Linked DNA regions of Homo sapiens: region 2 is linked to region 1. Evidence: read pairs that join two places in POLR2A ChIA-PET (ENCODE). Cell type or tissue: HepG2. All regions are shown on one strand. Each heading gives the region's core, and the rest is flanking DNA. Links, peaks and the distances in the headings are about the cores only. Region 1 overlaps CIAPIN1 (cytokine induced apoptosis inhibitor 1). Region 2 overlaps LINC02137 (long intergenic non-protein coding RNA 2137).

Region 1 (5,379 bases), core at 213-5,212:
GTGAAAAACTATAGTCATGAAAAGTTCCCTAGGAGGCCATAGTTCTTTTTTTTTTGTTTTTGAGATGGAGTCTCCCTCTGTCACCCAGGCTGGAGTGCAGTGGCGCGATCTCAGCTCACTGCAAGCTTCGCCTCCTGGGTTCCCGCCATTCTCCTGCCTCAGCCTCCCAAGTAGCTGGGACTACAGGCGCCCGCTACCATGCCCGGCAAATTTTTTTGTATTTTTAGTAGAGACGGGGTTTCACCATGTTAGCCAGGATGGTCTCGATCTCCTGACCTCGTGATCCGCCCTCCTTGGCCTCCCAAAGTGCTGGGATTACAGGCGTGAGCCACCGCACCCGGCCTTTTTTTTTTTTTGAGATGGAGTCTCCCTCTGTCACCCAGGCTGGAGTGCAGTGGTGCGATCTCAGCTCACTCCACCTCCCAGGTTCAAGTGATTCTCCCGCCTCAGCCTCTGGCATAGCTGGAATTACACACGTGAGCCACTGCGCCCGGCCATAGTTCTATATTCTATGCAGTTCAAAACACAACCAACTTTAGCTAACTGTCTAACCATCAGGTCCCACTCTGAAGTACAAAGAAATGGGCCAAAAATAAAAAGCAACAAGACCCTCCCTGACCAGCACAAGCACGCTAACCCACTCTCACTCTCAGGAGACAGCCTCTCTCCCCATTACTACCTACGTTCGTGTGCTCACGCATTCGTCTGTTACTAAAATATTTGAGGTGGAGCTTGTCTGTGTTTAGTTTAGAAGAAGGTCTAATCCCCCTGGGGGTTTGTGAATGCTGAGGAATGATCCTGATATTTACGTTTCCACAAGCTGACTTGGGTTGGGAGCTCATCTGTTCCCTTGACTTCTCTTTTTCCAGTTCTTCGGCAAGGCCACAGGTGCTGCGGGAAAATCAGTAACTAATGAACGAGAATTGTCACCACCCAGAAATCCCAAATCCTAACAGTGCCAAAATGTGCTTTAAGCCTTTTCTCTTCACACCAGTGTCATAACTCAGAAGCCTATAGGCCAGGCAGACAGCAGCAATATGAGAGGCTGCTGAGGGAGACAGAAGTGGGAGGAGGATGAGGGAAGTACCGTGTGTGCTCTGTCTACAGAGGGCAGCCACTACTCAAGCTTCAGCTGGTTATCATGCTGGGGAAAGTGGACCCAGATTGCCATATTTTCCAAATTCAAGAACAGAAGGGAAAAAAATCTGTGTTTTCACTTGAAATTTCCTGATTTGTAAATGCTGGCAGCTTTTACATTTAAAAAACACTGATGATTAACGCTGATGATGAACATCACTGATTAACTTTCTACAATCCTTCCCATCCATTTATAAAAACAAATGTGAAGACACCAAGGTCTCGCTCTGATGCCCATGCTGGAGTGCAGTGGCACAATAGTGGCTTACTGGTAGGGTTTTGAGGGAGAGTGAAATTAGATACATGGCACAATTACGGCTCACTGCAGCCTCGACCTCCCAGGCTCAAGTGATCCTCCTGCCTTTGCCTCCCAAGTAGCTGGGACCACAGGTACATACCACCATGCCTGGCTAATTTTTTTTTTTTTTTAATTATTTGCAGAGATGGTCTCCCTGTGTTGCCCAGCCTGGAAAATGTATGTTCTAAAAATAGTACAGCACCGCGATGTCTTCAGCATGAAGCCACTGGAGGCAGCATGGCAGGCTCCAGTCACCCCAGCACTCACCAGTTCTTACAGGCCTTCCTCTTTTTCCCTTCCCCACAAGAAGCAGCCCGCAGGGAAGCTGGATCTGGCTTCTTCAAATCTTCTGGATCCAGCAGCTCATCTGAGTCAATGAGATCCTGGAGAGTGTTCAAAGCAATGAGTGATACAGTCGTGGTCTCTGCTAATGAAAAGCTAAAGTGACTGCAGGCTTCGAGAGGAAACTTGGAGTCCAGGGTAAAGAAGGTGTCCACCCTGTCCTCCTTTTGGTTGATCATCATGTTCAACCTGACCACATGCTCAAGAGGCCAACGGTGAGTTAAACTACATCCACAGAAGATGCACTAGGATGCAAAGGAATTAGAAACAAATTTACATGAGAAAAAGCTGTATGACTGGCCAGCAATGTGTAGAGAATATACACATGTTGGGGGTTGGGGGCAGGAGTGGGGAGAAGGGAGGGAACAGGCAGAACAGAGAAAGAGAGAAGTGTTTATGAAGAGTCACGTGAAAAAGGGAATAAAATATCTTTTACATAATCCCAGATAAAAATCAAATAATTATATATACCTTTATGTAATTCTTTGTAAATGTGTAGACACTTAGTCTGTAAACCCTATGAGAGCATGAACCTCACTTATTTTGCTCACTACTCTAACTTCAATAGTAGAGGTGTAGAAATGAAGAACTTTATTACAGACATGGCCAAAGATAGAAAATAGTGCTTTTTAAAGCATGGAACAGTCAGCAACTTGCCCAAAGGTGCCAATAAAACTATTTAAGCTGACAAAATCTTTTCAGGTTTACACATGCCCACAAGAGTTTTCAACATATCGTATGAAGTGAGAACAAGAAATTATGTGGGGAAAAAGAGATGCTAAAAAATTTAAAATGCCACCAACATGGCCAAGCGCAGTGGCTCACACCTGTAATCCCAGCACTTTGGGAGGCCGAGGCGGGCAGATCACTTGAGGTCAGGAGTTTTGCGACCAGTCTGGCCAACATGGTGAAACCCCGTCTCTGCTAAAAACGCAAAAATTGGCCAGGTGTGGTGGCACATGCCTGTAATCATAGCTACTTGGGAGGCTGAAACATGAGAATCGCTTGAACCCGGGAGCAGAGATTGCAGTAAGCCGAGATTGTGCCATTGCACTCCAGCTTGGGCAAGAGAGCGAGACTGTCTCCAAAAAAAAAGCCACCAACATGGAGTTTCCTTCTAAATCAAAGATGTGACAGGCATAGTCACAAATCTGGGCTTTAAATACGTTCACACCTACAAGTCCAGAAAGGTCACTATAGCTGTTCACACCCAAACTGGGGCCTGAAAGAAAGCAATCAAGTGACAATGCTGCCAGCTCACCATGCTGTCGTCCTCCATATCGTTGGCTGAGAGGGTCCACAGCTTGGCAGCAGCAGGGTCCACAGCAGGTTTCACTGAGTCCAAGCAATAAAAGAAAAAACTCCATAAACACAGTCAGAAACTATTAATTACAAACATACATAAATGCTTCCTGCTGTGTAGAAGAGAACACACTGGCCTGGGAGGCAGAAGATGTGGGTTCACAGTCCAGCTCTACCCCTCTGAGAGGTCTGACCTTGGGCCAACCACTTGCTGATAGTTACAGAAGTCACCATTTGCTAAGCTCTTGCTTTGCACCAGGCACCATATTAAGCACTTATATACATTATCTAACTTAATTCTGCTGACAACCTTATGAGGTAACTATCTGTCATCCTACTTTTACCGCTGAGGAAACAGGTTTAGACACTTAGGCTGGTTCCACAGGCTGCAAAGCCTGTCTGATGCTTTTAACCTCCATTCCATATTGCTTCCTCCTCGATACCTTAGTTTCCATTCTATAACATGAAGTTAAATTGTACTTCCTATGTTACTGCAGGTGTTTTGAGGATTAAATGAGAAATGTGTCAAAACCTTCAAAAATAGCAGAGCTTTAGCCTCATGTAAACCTGCTACATACAAGAAAATAGGCTCTAGAGCTGCTGGTGGCAAGGTAACACCATCAGTGGCAGACAAACCTCACACTTCCTGGTTCTCTGTCTAGTCAGGAGAATGCAAGGAAGAGGCAGAGAGCTGAGGCTCGGATGCAGTGTGGGCAAATCCTCGCAGGCCCTTGGGGTAAGAGTACCCTCTAGTGATCATTGTCACAGCTGGATGCTCATACCTTCCACAAGGCCAACTGTTCTAAGCTATTCCTACCCATTCTGGAACCATGAATCGAAAGGTTAGATTCCAAAGGATTTCTTGAAGATTTAGGTTAGACAGTCAAAACCGTACAAGTGGGAATGTACCAGTAAATATCTGTTAATGTCTGCATACCTCACAGCTGGGTCAATTCAGGCATTTAAAAATAGGGATAGGAAGGATGAGGATGGAGCTGTGTGTGTGTGTGTGTGTGCGTGCGCGTGCGTGCACGCGTGTGCTTGTACACAATTTTCTAGTCAGAAGAAATATAGTTTTATAAGTGTCTTAGCATCCTCAAAGTAAGAACAGCTGATTTTCCTGGCATGGGGAAAAAAGCACATGAGAACAGGAACAGGGCACTCTCATACACCATTACCACTACACTGTGAGGTCTTCTGAGGAGAAACGTTAATTCTGGGACCTGGAAGGACCTCATTAATTAAACTGTGTGACTCAGTCCTGTAAAATTAGGAGGCCTCGGTATCTTCTGGTGCAGAAGAAGGAGCTGAACTAGATAATACCTATGTATTATTTCAGTTTTGGATCCTAATATGCCCATGATAATAGTACATTAAGTATTCTTCTTTGTGGAAATGGCAGAAATCAAAGGACTAATCCTCTAAAAATATCACCATCTCATTTATTGCTGGCTCAATTTCTAACATGTCCCTCTAAGCCCATTCAAACAGAAGAATGTCCCTAGGCCAGCCTTACCTGAAGGAGAAGACTTCTTGGTGATGGAAAGCTTAAGCTGCCTAGAAGAACCCACTTCAAAGTTTGGTTTTTTGCCTGTGATCTGAACAAACAGCAGGTTGTCACTTTCATGACCAAGGTGTTCTCGAACAGACTGTACTTCCTCAGGGGTTAGGGGCTCCCGCTGCAGCTAGAATTCAAGACATCAAAAGGATTAGTTCACCCTCCTCTGTAAAATGGTTTACTATGTCTACCTACACAGGAGTCAAAGACTCATTTCTGTGCATTAAGGATGTAACAGTGGATGGTAACAGATAACACTTTATGCCTCACATTCAGTTTCTCACTGATCAGAACCCTAGAGTATAACCTTTGTCTGCATGTTTACTTGGAGCCTACCCCTTGGAAAATGTAAAAGTACTTAAAAAACATTAGGGATGAGGCATATACTAGTTATTTGGGATGTAATACAATTATGAAAATGAACCAGATGTGGTCCTACTGTGTAACAGGAAAGAATGCCCACAATGAAGACAGCAGAAATTTATATCCCAAAAGAAAAAGGGGGAGGAAAATCCTTTCTATGTTCCTTGGGATAAAGTAGCAGAGAGTAAAGGTAGAAAAAAAGGGTCAGGGTGCCACCTCTATGTCCAATAATTATAGACTGGTTACATAAATCACAGTCCATCTATTGTATGGAATACTATTACATCATTAATATGAATGAAGGGAAATACACTGAAGTAGGTAAGTGTCTATGATATCTAAGGGTGGGAAAAAAGGTGATTGAACAATGTATACTTAT
Region 2 (5,379 bases), core at 1-5,000, 1.0 Mb after region 1:
CTTTTCCAGCTTCTAGAGGCTGCATGCTTTCCTTGGCTTTGTGGCCCTTTCTCTATCTTCAAATCCAGCAACACTGTCAAGCCACATCCTTCTCACACTGCCATTTCTTTGGTTCCCTCCTGCCTCCCTCTTCCACTTTTGATGACCCCCGTGATTACCTTGGACCCACCTAGATAATCCAGGATCATGTCCCTATTTTAAAGTCAGCTGATTAGCAACTTTCATTCCATCTGCAACCTTCCTTTCCCTCTGCCAAGTAACATAACATATTCAGAGGTTCCAGGGATTAGGATTTGGGGGGGGGGGGGGTTATTCTGCCCACCACAGGTACTAATATTTGTTTGTTGTCCGTGGTCCATGGTATTCCCAGCTTGCATTGCCACTTTACAAACATTCATCTACTCATTCATTCATTCATTCATTCATTCATTCAGCAAGGACTGGTGGAGGGCTCCCATCTACTAAGTATCTGGGGCTAAACAGTGATCAAGCTTCCTTGCCCTCAGGAAGCTCATCGTTCAGGGCACAGATGAAATTGCACACAGACAACCACTGTATGGAGTGAGGGAGGGTTGTTGAGCCACCAGCTTCACTTCTGTGTATCTGTTTCTTCATCTGTAAAATCAGAAAAATAAAGCTACAGCTAGCTCTCTAAATATTGAGTGAGTCAAAGGAGATAACATATGTAGGTAATGCCCTCTGCATTATCCCTGGCACAATAAATGGCAGATTATTATTACAACAAAGCAGGGGGCTCAAAGGGGGCCCAGAGGAGGCGAGTCAGGGAATGAAGGGGTTAGTTGAGGTCTAAATGGACACTCCAGAGATAAATGGGAGGTGTAGAAAATGGAAGGAAGAGGTCTCCAGACAGAGAGAATGCACATGCAAAGACCCCACGGTGAACAAGCCCCTCAGTCCTCACAACCCCAAAGCCCCACCAGCTCTCTTCTCGTCATGTGCATGAGTTGTGCTCCCTCCCCAGAAGTCTTGAAGCCCCAGGACCCCCCTGACTTCTCAGCACCCAGTTCCAAGGCAGCTGGATGTGTCACAGCACCTACTGCACTCATCACAAGGATTCTCTTTGCCCCCACGCTTTGCACCTGAAACTACGTGATTCATCGTCCTCACAGCTACTAATCAATGGATTCAAACGGCACCAGGCCCTGGGCTGTTACCCACTCACTAATTCCTCAAAGCTTTATCATTAGACCCACTTGAGAAACAAAGAGATCTGCAAGGTTAGGTTACTTGCTCCAGGTCACCCAGGTAGTGGATGGTGGAACCCAGGGCTGTCTGTCTCCAAGCCATGAAGCCTGCACAGGCCAGCAGCCCAGGTCTTTAATGCTCAGCTCTATGCATGGAGGATATATGGTGAGGAAAGCGGGGTGAGTTGAGACTTTAGAAGAATAGCTGTTCTGGCCAGGCGCAGAGGCTCATGCCTGTAATCCCAGTACTTTGGGAGGCTGAGATACGAGAATTGCTTGAGTCCAAGAGTTTGAGACCAGCCTGAGCAACATGGGGAAACCCTATCTCCACAAAAAATACAAGAACTAGCCAGGTGTGGCGACATGCACCTGTAGTCCCAGCAACTCAAGAGGCTGAGGTGGGAAGATCGATTGAGCCTAGGTGGTTGAGGCTACCGTGAGCTATGATCACACCACTGCACTCCAGCCTGAGCAATGGAATGAGACCCTGTCTCAAAAAGAAAAAAAAAAAAAAAAAAAGAATAGCTGTTCTATCCTAGGGTCATAGAGTCAGCCTAGTAGGGACCAGAGCCTGGGGCAAGGGGCAGGGCAGAGGCCACAGCACTTGCTAAAAAAGAACAGACTCCCTTCTTTGCCAGAATAAGTTGTAATAGTAATGAGTTCCAAGAAAAGAAAGGACAAACAGGCTTAGATGCTTAAGGGAGGAGGGTTCCATACCGTGCCCTCCCATCCTCAGCAGGGCCTGGTCCTGCCCAAGAGTAGGGACATCTGACTCAGAACCAGCACAGGAGCAGAGGGAAGGCTGAGCCTCTCAGGTCATCCCTTCCTTGACTGGAGACAAAGCTGTGCAGACAAACAAGAAAAAAAGCCCATGTTGGGTTCATGGTGTACACTTGTGGCTTCTGGTCCCTTCATTTTCATAGTCAGCGACATCAAGCCAACTGTTTTCTCTTGGAGAGCACAGACCTCCACCCACACTGTCATAATGTCCAAACTACCTTCTTGGCATTAAATCTTTCTTTTATGAAATCATGGTGATAACAGATGATTTCTGCGTGTATTAGGTAAAATAAATGATTGGCATCTGAACAGTAAAGAGTTAGCTCAGCAGGCTGGTATTGCTCAAACCCTGCACATTCCAAAGAAGGGGCTGGCCCTTGACTCCTTCTGGGAGATAACCTCAGCCCTTGTAGCATCCTGTTTGATAACAATGTTTTTGTACGTCTGGGGCCTCCTGGCACACTGTATCAGTTTGACCAGAGTTTATGCTAACAATGTAACTTGTGATGAATGCCTGTTTTTATTTGTCTGACACCACTGTGTCCGTTTGATCTCTGGGGGCCTGGAGACTGGTGGCTAAGGTTGGTCACATGGGTGATGCATACTTACATGACTGACCTCAATAAAAACCCTGGATGCTAAGGCTTGGGTGAGCTTCCCTGGTTGGTAACACCTTGCATAAGTCATCATACATTGTTGCTGGAAGAATTAGTGTGTTCCCAGGTGAATCCACTAGGAAGGGACACCTGTAAGCATGCACCTGATATCCCCGCGACTTTGTTTTTGTACCTTTTCTTTTTACTGATTTTGATCTGTATCCTTACACCACAATAAGTGATAAATACGAGTACAATGGCTTTTCTGAGTTCTGTGAGTCCTAGCAAATCATGAAGCCTGAGGGTGATCCTGGGGACTCTCAAGCCAGCATTCTAAGTTGGCTCCCCAGTTTCTGTTATTTGGAAACTTGATTGAAACCTGATTCAACCCAACCCTGTTGTCATGGTGCTCAGGACACTGGGGAAGCTGCAGCCCCTGAGAACGGAGAGTGCCCCTGGGTGGTGAGCCATAGAGCTGAGTCTGCCCCAGGTCTGGGGAGTGGCCCATGCCCAGCTCTGTGGGTGGCTTTAGCTCAGGCCCAAGATGAGGCTGGGCCAATGACAACCCAAGAAGGATGAGCCTGCCAAAAGGGGGCCCCTCTCCAGCTCTTCAGGAGAGATGTTTCTCTGGACATACGGGTTTTCCTAAGGAAAGAGAAGGCTTTGCCCAGCTCCAAAGAGCAAGTCTCATCTTTTCGTCTGCTTTCGGCCAGATTCCTACCTGTCCTAGAAACTCCCTGGAGCCCACAAGGGAAACCGTGCCTCCCCTTTTTCCCCTTCGGGTTCTCCCCTCCTGCAGAGAGCAGGGTAGGTCAGCCCCTCAAGCACACATTTGGGCTGCAGGAGCACTATGATGGAGGAGAGCCTGGATGGTCACCCGCCACTCTCCATGAGGGGTGCTTTTCCCTAGACCAAGTCCCACCTTTCAAGGGAAACTGAGACAAGGAAACCTTAGCTCTGGTCCACGTGACAAAGTGTAGAGTTTAAAACAGAAGCTTCTGAAACTGAGGTCAAATAGTTCATCCCCGGCCTGCCTCAATTTTTTTTGGTTGTTGTTGTTTTATTTTGAAATGATTGTAGATGTACAGGAAGTTGCAAAAAAATTAGTACAGAGAGGTCCAGTGTAGCCTTCATTCAATTTCCCCCAATGATAACATCTTACATAACCATAACAAAGATCAGGCTGGGCACGGTGGCTCACGCCTGTAATCCCAGCACTTTGGGAGGCCGAGGTGGGTGGACTGCTTGAGGTCAGGAGTTCATGACCGCCTGGCCAACATGGTGAAACCTTGTATCTACTAAAAATACAAAAATTAGCTGGATGTGGTGGTGCACATCTGTAGTCCTGGCTACTCCGGAGGCTGAGGCAGGAGAATCACTTGAACCTGGGAGGCGGAGGTTGTAGTGAGCCAGAATCAGGCTGCTGCACTCCAGCGTGGGTGACAGAGGGAGACTCCATCTCAAAAACAAACAGACAAACAAACAATAAAAACACACACACACCATAATACAAGATCAAAACAAAACCTCAGGCTTTGAAATGAGGTGGAGGTTGTAGTGAACCAAGATCGTGCCATTGCACTCCATCCTGGGCAACAAGAGAAAAACTCCATCTAAAAAAAAAAAAAAACAAAAAAACTAATACAATGTAAATGCTGTGTAAATAGTTGTTATGCTGTATTGTTTTTTATTTGCATTACTTTATAGTTACATTATTTTATTTTTTAATATTTTTGATTTGTGGTTGGTTGAATCCATGGATGTGGAACCCATGGACACAGAGGGCCACTGTATATATGTGTGTGTTTGTGTGTGTGTGTGTATATGTGTGGTGTGTGTGTGTGTGTGTGTGTATGTGCGTATGTATATATATAAAGCATTGAAGATCATACCCCCAAAATGTTAACACTGCCTATTGTTAGGCAGTGGAATTATTAGTGATTTTTATTTTCCCCCTGCATAAGGTTTATGCATTGAATATACATAACTATTATAATTTGTAAACAATATTATCAGTTCCACCTCTTGCCTTGACTCAGCACCAACTGGGTTTCCATGAGCCTGCTAAAGTTTCCAGGGGAAGTGGAGGGACATTTGCAAATGGCACTGGAGGGGGCTCTACTGTCCTCAGGAACCGAGGAGACAGTGGGGTGTCCAGAGTTACCAGGATAGCAAGGGGCTGGCCCTGCAGGGCAAAGGGCCCTTACATATCATGGGAGAAAGGGGATTGCAATAAAACCAGTGAGTCGTCCACGGTGGCCCAGGAGCAGGGAGCAGATAATCTGGTAACTGGTGAAATTCCAGAGCCAGGCTGAGGCCGGGAACTCTTCCCCACCCGCTTCCTCGTTCCAGCTTCCTCACCATCTACTCATGCATACCCAGGCCTCTCCACCTCAATTCAGGAGCTCCCATTGAGGGGCAGGGCTGCAATGTGCTTAGCTCTGTGCCTCCCTGAGCTCAGCACAGGGCCTGGCTGATCCAGTGTAGGATGGATGGATGGATGGATGGATGTTCTCTCCCTTTCGTCCGCCTCCCATCTCCATCTGCTGATCTTCCACCTCTTGGGGGCTCAGATGCCTCTTCCTCCAGGAAGCCCTTGCTGAGTCCCCTAGGCCTCCACTGCACTCTATGGTAACATCAATTACTCATCTTAGTAGAGTCGGCCTGGTACTGAGATTATGGGACTCTGAGCTGGTTTCCATCAGTGCATGAACCTTAAAGTCAAGGTCAATGTCCTGATCAGCTCTGTTCTCCATTGAACCCCACAACACCAAAAAGACGCTCAATCAATACTATGA

Evidence for each region. ChIA-PET counts read pairs that join two places held together with the same protein. Peaks named below come from ENCODE experiments on the same cell type or tissue, not always from the same donor. Only the 100,000 strongest peaks of a DNase experiment are listed, where the experiment ranks them.
Region 2: POLR2A ChIA-PET joins it to region 1 with 8 read pairs; 1 of 35 experiments calls an interaction of 5 or more read pairs at or near these places.

What each region holds. Positions count from the first base shown.
Region 1 is chr16:57,429,449-57,434,827 of GRCh38, forward strand. It overlaps CIAPIN1 (cytokine induced apoptosis inhibitor 1), which reads right to left. Exons shown (of 9, transcript NM_020313.4): 5 at 4,596-4,764; 6 at 3,039-3,112; 7 at 1,703-1,818; 8 at 810-891. Among named protein-coding and RNA genes, the nearest start is that of CIAPIN1, 15 kb to the right of the region's middle. In HepG2, for the core only: no CTCF peak of the experiment used is centred there; a DNase peak (open chromatin) is centred at 3,275.
Region 2 is chr16:58,453,949-58,459,327 of GRCh38, forward strand. The region is part of intron 2 of LINC02137 (long intergenic non-protein coding RNA 2137); the gene reads left to right. Among named protein-coding and RNA genes, the nearest start is that of LINC02137, 35 kb to the left of the region's middle. In HepG2, for the core only: no CTCF peak of the experiment used is centred there; a DNase peak (open chromatin) is centred at 2,483.